2 separate regions of the Homo sapiens genome follow, and region 1 is linked to region 2. A link is an interaction called in ENCODE POLR2A ChIA-PET data of the cell type or tissue named here. Cell type or tissue: OCI-LY7. All regions are shown on one strand. Links, peaks and the distances in the headings refer to the core of each region. The heading gives the core; the rest is flanking DNA. Region 1 has its middle 77 kb from the start of LARGE1-AS2. Region 2 has its middle 5.4 kb from the start of LINC01640.

Region 1 (5,382 bases), core at 61-5,060, 140 kb before region 2:
ATATGAAAAGACTTTAAAAACTATAGGCCGGGCGCGGTGGCTCATGTCTGTAATCCCAGCACTTTGGGAGGCCGAAGTGGGCGGATCACGAGGTCAGGAGATCGAGACCATCCTGGTTAACATGGTGAAGCCCCGTCTCTACTAAAAATACAAAAAAAAAAAAATTAGCTGGGCTTGGTGGCGGGTGCCTGTAATCCCAGCTATTTGGGAGGCTGAGGCAGGAGAATGGCATGAACCCAGGAGGCGGAGCTTACAGTGAGCCGAGATCGCGCCACTGCACTCCAGCCTGGGCGACAGAGCAAGACTCCGCCTCAAAACAAAACAAAACAAAACAAAAAACTGTAAACCACCACACAAAGTGAAATGACCACATTATTTACTATTGGAATGATGATACCTACACTTTTGCCTGGAGTGGGTTTCAGGACTTTTATTGAGAATGGGCTCCATGGGTAAGTCCCTAACGCCAATGAATGCTTGGCTGATTTTACTACTTTCAGAATAAAAAAAGGTGACCTGAAAACTCTTTATGCATGACTCAACACTTTCATGTCTAAATATTTATCCAAAAGAAATAAGAACATATGCCCACAAAAAAATATTAGCACATGAATGCTCATAGAAGGCCTGTTCAGGAAAGCCTGAAACTGGAAACAACCCAACTGTCCAACAACAAATGAACGGATAGAGAAATGTTGGTATATTTATGAAGTGAAATTCTACTCAGCAATAAAAGGAAAAAATTACTGATACACATAAAATGGATGACTCTCACAGGCATTACATTTACAGAAAAATTGCCTGACATTAAAGACTACAAAGTATATAATTCCAAGGAATATTTGATGTTCTAGAATAGACAAAACTAATCATTGGTGACAGAAATCAAATAAGTGGTTGTCAGAATGGTGATTGGGTTGGGGAATATTGATTAAAAAGAGAAGCAAAGGAACTTTCTGAGGTGATAAAAAATGTTTTATATCTTGATAGTGGTAGAAGTTAAATAGATGTGTACATGTGTCAAAACGCATCAAACTGTACACTTAAAATATACATAAATTATATCTAAATAAAGTTTTACTTAAAAGTATGTTTTGATATAAAGCTTTATTTAAAGTTTTCAATGGTTATTGTTAATTCTGTCTTGTTATGGGTTGAATTAGCTCTACTGCCCCCCATGCAAATTCATATGCTGAAGTCCTAACCCTTGCTACCTCAGAATGTGACTATTTGTAAATGGAGTCATTGTAGATGGAATTAGATGAGTTTAGATGAGGTCATCCTGGAGAAAGGTGAGCACTCAATCCAATGTGACTGATGTCCTTATAGAAAGGGGAAATTCAGACAAATAGAGACACACACAGGGAAAATGCCATGTGGAGAGGAAGGCAGAGATGGAGGTGATGCTTGTACTAGGCAAAAATGTCAAAGATTGCCAGCAAACCACCAGAAGCTGGTGTAGAAACATGGGGCAGGCTGTTCTTCACAGTCTTCAAATGGAACCAAACCTATGTGACATCTCAGACTTCGAGGCTCCAGAACTGTGAGACAATACTTTTCTGTTGATATGCCACCAGTTGTGGTACTTTGTTACAGCAGCCCTAGCAAACTCATACATGTCCCTAGAGTTTAGTTCTCACTTTCACTAACTGCTCAACTCAACTATGTTAATTGAGCACCCTCAAGACCCTGTGAGAAAAACATAAATAAAAATTGTCCTCCTTGGATAACATATATATGAAAAAAACGGAAAGAAAAGCTTAGTTCTGTTAGTTCCCAGCAGGAGTGCTGAGATCGTGTCCATATGAACCAAAATTGTATAAAATAGCTTTAAAAAGTACAGAGCCAACATAATCACCTAACAGTGTGCAATTCTCAGTCTATCTAGCAATAGACTGAGAATGTGTCACTCAGCCAACACATTTCTGTTCTAGTTTAAGAAATCTACTTGGGGAAGTGCATTAAGACTAGAAGATTGATAGGTGCATATAAATTGAATTTGGTTAAGGGATATTTTTAACAAGTTCTGGGAGCAGAATGAATCACCTCTCTCCACCAGAGGTACATAACTGCCCTGAGGTCATTAGTGATTCAGGGTTCCCACCTGCTAAGAGTATTCTATGAACATACTGACAGTCTACTTACTATTCATTCTTTATCTTTAAAATTTTATTTTTAATTGAAAAAATAATATTTTAAATATATTTATTGGGCACAATGTGATGTTTTGATATATGTTTACAATGTGAAATGATTAAATCAGGCTAGTCAACATATTCACTACCTCACATACTTATTTTTCTATGGTGAAAACATTTAAGATCTACTTTTAGCAATTTTGAATTATGTAATGCATTATTAATTATAGTCACCATTCTGTGAAATAGATCACTAAAGCTGATTCCTCTTGTCTAAATGAAACTTTCTACCCTTTGATGGACAGCTATGCTTTCCCCATCCTCTCCCGTCCCCCAGCCCTTGGTAACCATCATCCTACTCTCTACTTGTAGGAGTTCAACTTGTTTAGATTTTGTGAGTGAGAACATGTGGTATTTGCCTTTAGAGTCCTCTAGGTTTATCCATATTGTGTTAAATGACAGGATTCCCTGCCTTTTTAAGGCTGAATAGTATTTCATTGTAATATATATACATACACACACACATATACACACACATATATATACATATATACATATATGTACATAGATACATATATATGTACATATATACACACACATATACACACATATATACACATATATACATATACATATATACACATATATGTACATATATATAACTTTTTTTCATTTATCCATTCACTTAATACATATGATGGAGGGCTTTATATATGCCAGGCTCTGTGATGAATGCTGGAAATTCAATAGTGAGAAAGACTCAGTCTCTGCCTCCAAAGAGCATCATGGGCTAGGTGCTGCAACGAGGAATTGCCAACTGTTGTCATGAGAGCACAGAGAAGGGACTCAACCAGCCTTGAAGAATCAGGGGAGGCTTCTAAGCTAATGGTGTGTGCCTGGGGATCACATTGTTTCAAGCAGCAGTAACAGGATGTGCTCAGGTCCAGATGTGAGAGAGAGAGAGAGCATATGTCTTCAAGAAACTAACAGTAGCTCCCTATAGCTGAAGCAGGAGTACAAAATAGTGAGTTTAAGTGATGAGGCAAGAGATATGAAGAAGCTTGACCATGCAGCTACACCGGGCAGCATGCCCTCTGAGACATCTCATGGAAGCCGGAAATGGGAGTGCCTTGATACCAAGCCAGAGAAATTATAATACTAAGTAGATAGACTGAGCAGCACTCCTCCTGGGAAGAATGAGACAAGCCCTGAATTTGGAGGTAAGTTGTGGATTGGTGATTAGAGGAGAGGTAACAGGCACCAAAGCAAGAAATAGTATTGATGCAAAGCTGAGGTTAATTGGATGACAAAATGAAGAGCATAAGGGGCTCAGACACAGACTGAGCAGAAAACGAGTAGCATCTGAACCTAGATTGAGTTACTAATGGATGAGAAAGAGTTCTTAAAGTTGATGACCACGGGATCCATATATAAGAATGTCCAATCTCCCCAAATTGATCCACGAGTTCAGTGCAATGCCAATCAAAATCCCACTAACAAGTTTATTTTAAAATGTAAATGAAAATACAAAATTTTTAAAAAGCAAAGCAATATTGAAAACCCAGGAAAAATTAGGAGGACTTACACAACCTGATCTCAAAACTTACCATTATCAAGACAGAGTGTTATTGACACAAGGAGAGACAAATAGATAAACGGAATGTGGTAGTCTGGAGATGCACCCACATGTATGTGGTCAATTGATTTTTGGCCAAGGCACCAAGTCAATTCAAAGGAGCAAGGAAAGTAGTACAGAAACAACCAAATATTGTTTTGGAAAATAATGACAAAGGGCTTATAACCAGAATATAAGCATATAAATATAATTCTTTCAAATCAATAATAAGAAGGCAAATATCTAATAAAAATGAGCAAAGACTTGAAAAGTCACTTAAAAAGGCTTATTAATTAGAAATATGCAAATGTTATTAGTCTTCAGTGGAATTTACATTAAACCACAAGGGATACTATTATATCTTATGCCCACTAGAATAACCAAAGGAAAAAAGACAGACAAAACAAAATGCTGGTGAGGATGTGAAGCAACTGGAACTCTCATACATTATTGGTGGTAATGTAAAATTTATACAACCATTATGAATAAAGGTTTGGCAGTTTCTTACAAAGTTGAATGCACTTCTCCACGATGACTAGGCTTTTCACTCATAGGCGTCTGGCTCCCTAGAACTGAAAACATATGTTCACAAGAAGACTTGCAAATATATATTCTCCCACGTCAGGAGATATTTGCTATGCATTTAACTGACATAAGATTAGTGCTAGAGTTTATAATGAGGTTCTTCAAATCTAAAAGAAAATGCAAAGCATATAATAGTAAGGGGTGCAGGCCAGGCGCAGTGGCTCACTCTGTAATCCCAGCACTTTGGGAGGCCGAGGTGGGCGGATCACAAGGTCAGGAGTTCGAGACCAACCTGGCCAACATAGTGAAACCCTGTCTCTACTAAAAATACAAAAACTAGCCAGGTGCGGTGTCATGCACCTGTAGTCCCAGCTACTCGGGAGGCCGAGGCAGGAGAATCACTTGAACCTGGGAGGTGGAGGTTGCAGTGAGCCGAGATCGCGCCACTGCACTCCAGCCTGGGTGACAGAGTGAGACTCTGTCTCAAAAAAAAAAAAAAAAAAAAAGAAAAGAAAAAAAGAAATAGTAAGGCGTACAAAAGATGTGAAAAGATAATTCACAGAGGAAACATATGGAAGTATTGTCAGCTTAATAACCAGGAAAGTGCAATTAAAACCATTGTGATATACCATTTCACACCCGTTTGGTTTCAAACAACAACAACAAAAATCTGTTGATACTAAATGCTGGCCAGCCTGTGTGTAAGTGGGCACTATCTTCCTGGTAGGACTGTAAATTACACTAATTGCTTTGGAAAGAAGTTGGCAATATGTATTTAAGTAGACTGTGTATATACCCTTTGATGCAGCAATTTCACTAGGTATGTACCCATCCCCTTAAATTCCAGCATGAACAGAGAAACAATAATGTTTAGCATAGTATTCTATTATGGTTTATAAAATATGCAGGTCTGTTGAGGTTTTTTTTTTTTTACATTCCTAATAAGGTTAATTTTTGCCTTCTCTCTCCTTTTTGCGATTAATCTTGCCAAAGTTTTAATTTATTTGTTTTTTGAAGATAACTTTGATTTGATCTTATTTTTTTTCTATTTTATTAATTTTGACTCTTACTTTTATTATTGCTTCCATTCTATTCCTTTTGGAT
Region 2 (5,382 bases), core at 98-5,097:
GCTCCCAGCCTGGCTTAAGAGAGCTCATTTTTCACTTACAGCTCCTGGCAATAAACAACTCAGGCGCAACGGGATGTTTCTTACAAGGAGCAGCCGTGCAGTGATTGCTCCACTCTGAGGGTCTGACTCAGCCCTTCCTCAGCTTCTGGGCTTATTTTAGCCCCACGTTTCTGGAGGAGGAAACGAGAACATGATCAAGGATGCCGTGGGAAGAGCCTGGGGCCCTCCAGTTCTCTCGGGGAGCCTCGGGAAGCTCCTCGCAGTTTCAGCTACTGTAGAAATTCACAGCCAAGGGCTCCTACAGAATTGGGCTGTCAGCCTGGCCAGCCTGGGCGGGTGGGCCCCGCTGTAAGAAAGCCTGCCATTTGGAAATGAGAATTAGAGCAAAAGGATACATTTGAGGTTGATTATTGACCTGGGAAAGAGTTTCTTTCCCTTCTTTACTAAATGTGGGATAGTAGAAAGAACAAGTCGAGGCCAGGCGCGGTGGCTCATGCCTGTAATCCCAGCACTTTGGGAGGCTGAGGCGGGTGGGTCATGAGGTCAGGAGTTCGAGACCAGCCTGGCCAACATGGTAAAACCCTGTCTCTACTAAAAATGCAAAAAAAAAATAGCGGGGCTTGGTGGCACACACCTGTAATCCCAGCTACTTGGGAGGCTGAGGCAGGAGAATCGCTTGAACCCAGGAGTCGGAGATTGTGGTGAGCGGAGATAGTACCACTGCACTCCAGCCTGGGTGACAGAGCAAGACTTCATCAAAAAAAGAAAGAAAGAGAGAGAGAGAAAGAAAAGAAAAAGAAAGAAAGAAAGAGAGAAAGAGAGAAAGAGAAAGAAAGAAAGAAAGAAAGAAAGAAAGAAAGAAAGAAAGAAAGAAAGAAAGAAAGAGAGAGAAAGTCTATTGAAGTCCCAGCTTCTATTTATGAGCCATGAAAACGGGCTCGAGATTCACCTTTTTGAGACTGGGAACTGTAGGGAAGGAGCCTTGGGCTGGGTCTTGAAAAGACAAGGGAGGAAGGCAGAAAAGTTGTTATAGGCAGAAGAAGAGGTCTCTGCAAATGCCTGCAGATGTGAAAATGCATAACATATTCAGAGAATTGTCTGGAATGGCCTCAGCCAAGTCAGACAGGGAAGATAGATGGGATCAGTGGCAGCCTCCCTACTCTTCCTATAGCACCTCTTGCATATTTCTGCTCACACAGTTGTGCTTAAATCACTCCCCTTACCTGAAGGCTTTCCCAGTTCTCTCCAGCTACCAACTCTTCCCATTGTCACTCGCATGTACCCCATCTCTCCAATGCAGCATTTCTTGCTGCCCTGGGCCACAAGGTCCCCTCCATAGGCCTCTATCAGCATTTACCATCAGTGCAGCTCATTTAGCCCCTAGCCCTTTCTCTGTGTGACTAGTAATACTTTCATCTCCAACAGAAACAGAAATCATTCATGTATGAGCTGTCTTATCCTATCTGTCTTTACTCTTGCTCTGTGTTGATTTTCTATTGCTAGGTAACAAATAATGGCAAACTTAGAGGTCCAAAGCAACTCCCACTTATTAGCTCACAGTGGTATGTAGGTCAGAGGTCCAGCAACAGCATTGCTGGGTTCTGTTTGCAGGGTCTCACAAGGCTGAAATCAAGGTGTCAGCCAGTCTGTGTTTCTTTTTGGATACTCTGGGGAAAAAAATCCATTTCTGTATTAGTCTGTTTTCACTCTGCTGATAAAGACATACCTGAGACTGGGTCATTTAGAAAGAAAAAGAGGTTTAATGGACTCACGGTTCCATGTGGCTGGGGAGGCCTCACAATCACGGCAGAAGGTGAAAGGCACTTCTTACATGGTGGCAGACAAGAGAGAAGTGATAGCCAAGTGGAAGGGGTTTCCCCTTATAAAACCATCAGATCTCGTGAGACATATTCACTACCACGAGAACAGTATAAGGGAAACCACCCCCATGATTCAATTATCTCCTCTCACAACACTTGGGAATTATGGGAGCTACAATTCATGATGAGATTTGGGTGGGGACACAGCCAAACCATATAAACTTCCAAAGTCATTAAAGTTGTTGGCCAAAGTCAGCTCCTTGAGGTTGTAGGACTGAGGTCCCTGTTTCCTTATCAGGGGTTTCTCTTACCTCCTATAGGACACCCACATTCCTTGCCACATGGTCCCCATGGACAGCTCGCAACATGGTTGTTACCTCTTCCAGCCCAGCAAGAGCACATCTCTGACTCCTTCCTCAGTGACCAACCTGAGAAACACTTCTGCTTTTAAAGAGCTCATTTGATTAGGTCAAGTTCACCTTGAATGACCTCCCTTTTTTTTTTTTTTTTTTTTTTTTTTTTGAGACAGAGTCTCACTCTGTTGCCCAGGCTGGAGTGCAGTGGCACAATCTCGGCTCACTGCAAGCTCTGCCTACCGGGTTCATGCCATTCTCCTGCCTCAGCCTCCCGAGTAGCTGGGACTACAGGCGCCCGCCACCACGCCCGGCTAATTTTTTGTAATTTTGGTAGAGATGGAGTTTCACCTTGTTAGCCAGGATGGTCTCAATCTCCTGACCTCGGGATCCGCCCGTCTCGGCCTCCCAAAGTGTTGGGATTACAGGCGTGAGCCAACGCACCCGGCTGAATGATCTCCCTTTTTAAAGTGAATGTGTCATCTCACATAACCTAGTCACGGGAATAATATCCATCATGTTCACAGGCCCAAGGATTATGTAAGGCATCTACACCGGCGGGGCGGGGGGCAGGGGCCGCGGGAGATCCTAGGGGACGTCCAAAAATTCTGCATACCACAACCTCCAAGATCCTTTCTATGAAGGAAGAAGTTTTTTCTTTCGGGGTCTGTTTCTGACTCTCCCTTGTTATCCAGGAAATGGGCAGATTTCCACCCAGACACAGTGAGAAACAGAGCCAGATTTCCTCTCCCAAGAGATTGCAAGGTGTGGAAAGGGCCGGGAGTGCAGGCTCGTAGACAGGGAATGGGGGTGCCAGGTGCAGTGGTTTACGCCTGTAATCCCAGCACTTTGGAAAGCCGAGGCGGACGGGTCACCTGAGGTCAGGAGTTCAAGACTAGCCTGCTCAACATGGCGAAACCCCGTCTCTACTAAAAATACAAAAAAGTAGCTGGGCAAGGTGGCAGGCACCTGTGATCCCATCTACTCAAGAGGCTGAGGCAGAAGAATCACTTGAACCCGGGAGGCGGAGGTTGGGGTAAGCTGAGATCGTGCCACTGCACTCCAGCCTGGGCAACAAGAGTGAAACTCCTTCAGAAAGAAAGAAAAAAAGGAAGGAAGGAAGGAAGGGGGGCCCAGGTGCAGTGGCTCATACCTGTAATCCCAGCACTTTAGGAGGCCGAGGTGAGCAGGTCACAAGGTCAAGAGATCAAGAGCATCCTAGCCAACATGGTGAAACCTCTTCTCTACTAAAAATACAAAAAAAAATTAGCTGGGCATGGTGGCCCACGCCTGTAGTCCCAGCTACTCGGGAGGCTGAGGCAGGAGAATCGCTTGAACCCAGGAGGCGGAGGTTGCAGTGAGTCAAGATTGCATCACTGCACTCCAGACTGGTGACAGAGTGAGACTCCATCTCAAAAAAAAAAAGGAAAAAAAAAAAGACAAAGGGACTGGGGCCCGTGAACATCAGGACTGGAGGAAGAGGAAGGAAAGGGAAACAGTTTATGGGCAAGGGGATGGGCATATGAGAGAGGCAGGGCTTGGCTACCGTATGAATGGGAAATGGAGAGAAAGAGGCAGGAAAGAATCACAGATTTCATTTCAGGTAAACATTTGGTAGGAAAAAGAATGAGAAAGGAAATTGAAAGGAATAAAACAAAAAGATTTTAAAAGCACTGCTTTCAGTTGTAAATTGCATCCTTTGGGACATGCTTTGAAAGGAACTCACAGAAACATAAATTTGCTTTGAATAATGTTGGCTGCTTGCTGTCTTTCCTTGAATGTGACATTGTGCAGGGACTGAGCCTGGTGACATATCTTCCTATTGCACATGTAGGTACCTTATCTGCCTGGTTAGGCTACAAGCAGGGTTGCCCTATAATGTCAACTGAAGCACCAAGCAGCAAGGTAAAAGAGAAGCATTTATTTTCATAGAAATGTGTGCCATCTGACATCGTGAGACATCTGCTTCATTTATTAAACACAATACTTAGAATCTCATTCCCAAAGACCCACGCCAATGCCAGACATCTGGGAATCCTGTCTGAGAGCCCTTCAAGGTCAGGAACTGTGTCTTGATCATATCTATTTTTCCTAGTTCCTAGCACAGAGGAGATACATGAGAAAAGGAGGCTTGCAATCGAACCTATTTGATTAATAAATGTAATAGCTAACATGAATACATTACTTACAAAATCTCAGAAAGCATTCTAAGATATTATTATTTTCCCTGTTTTGATTATGAAAACTGAGACACAGAGAGGTTAAGTGACTTGCTCAAGTTCACACAGCTGATAAATGCTAAAGCCAGAAATTTAATATAAGCATTTAGGTCTTTAGTCCATGCACCTGCCATAAGTTATGATCATCTAGTAAGGAACGGTGAGGATAATACCCTGCAGGCATTCTACCTCCAATGGCAAAATAAGACCACGAATGGATGTGAAAGAAGTTAATGCAGGCCAAGCATGGTGGCTCACGCCTGTAATCCCAGCACTTTGGGAGGCTGAGGCAGGCGGATCACCTCAGGTCAGGAGTTCGAGACCAGCCTGACCAACATGGAGAAACCCCGTCTCTACTAAAAATAAAAAATTAGCCGGGTGTGGTAGCACCTGCCTGTAATCCCAGCTACTCGGGAGGCTGAGGCAGGAGAATCGCTTGAACTTGGGAGTCTGCCTCCCAGGTGGCAGTGAGCCGAGATCGCACCATTGCACTCCAGCCTGGGCAACAAGAGCGAAACTCCATCTCAAAAAAAAAAAAAAAATAGAAGTTAATGCAGAAGCTCCCTGGGCACCAGGTATTTTCTAGAAGCACTGGAGAACAAGATGCAATCTCTGAGCTCTTGCTACTAAATGGTGGTAGTGAACCAGCAGCATCGGATCACCAGGGAGCTAATTAGAAATGCAGAATGAATGAATCTGCACCTAATGAATCATTCTGCACCTAATGAATCAAACTCTGCTTTTTGACAAGGTCACGAGGTAATACATGTACACATTAAACTTGAGTAGCACCACTCTAAAAATATTATCTAAACCAGTACAGTCCAATAAAACTTCCTGCAAGTTGGAAATGTTCTATCTCTACACTAGTAACTAGCCTTATGTGGCTATTACAGTCTTGGGCCGCATGTGGCTACACTCTTGGGCCACATGTGACCAGTACAACTGAGGAAGTGATTTCTTTATGATATTTTGATGAACTTAGATTTA

The links. Peaks named below come from ENCODE experiments on the same cell type or tissue, not always from the same donor. Only the 100,000 strongest peaks of a DNase experiment are listed, where the experiment ranks them.
Region 1: POLR2A ChIA-PET joins it to region 2 with 6 read pairs; 2 of 35 experiments call an interaction of 5 or more read pairs at or near these places.

The regions. Positions count from the first base shown.
Region 1 is chr22:33,238,938-33,244,319 of GRCh38, reverse strand. It overlaps a transcript of LARGE1 not described here. Among named protein-coding and RNA genes, the nearest start is that of LARGE1-AS2, 77 kb to the right of the region's middle. In OCI-LY7, for the core only: no CTCF peak of the experiment used is centred there; a DNase peak (open chromatin) is centred at 3,049; H3K4me3 peaks cover 346 bases; H3K27ac peaks cover 521 bases.
Region 2 is chr22:33,100,393-33,105,774 of GRCh38, reverse strand. It overlaps a transcript of LARGE1 not described here. Among named protein-coding and RNA genes, the nearest start is that of LINC01640, 5.4 kb to the left of the region's middle. In OCI-LY7, for the core only: no CTCF peak of the experiment used is centred there; no DNase peak of the experiment used is centred there.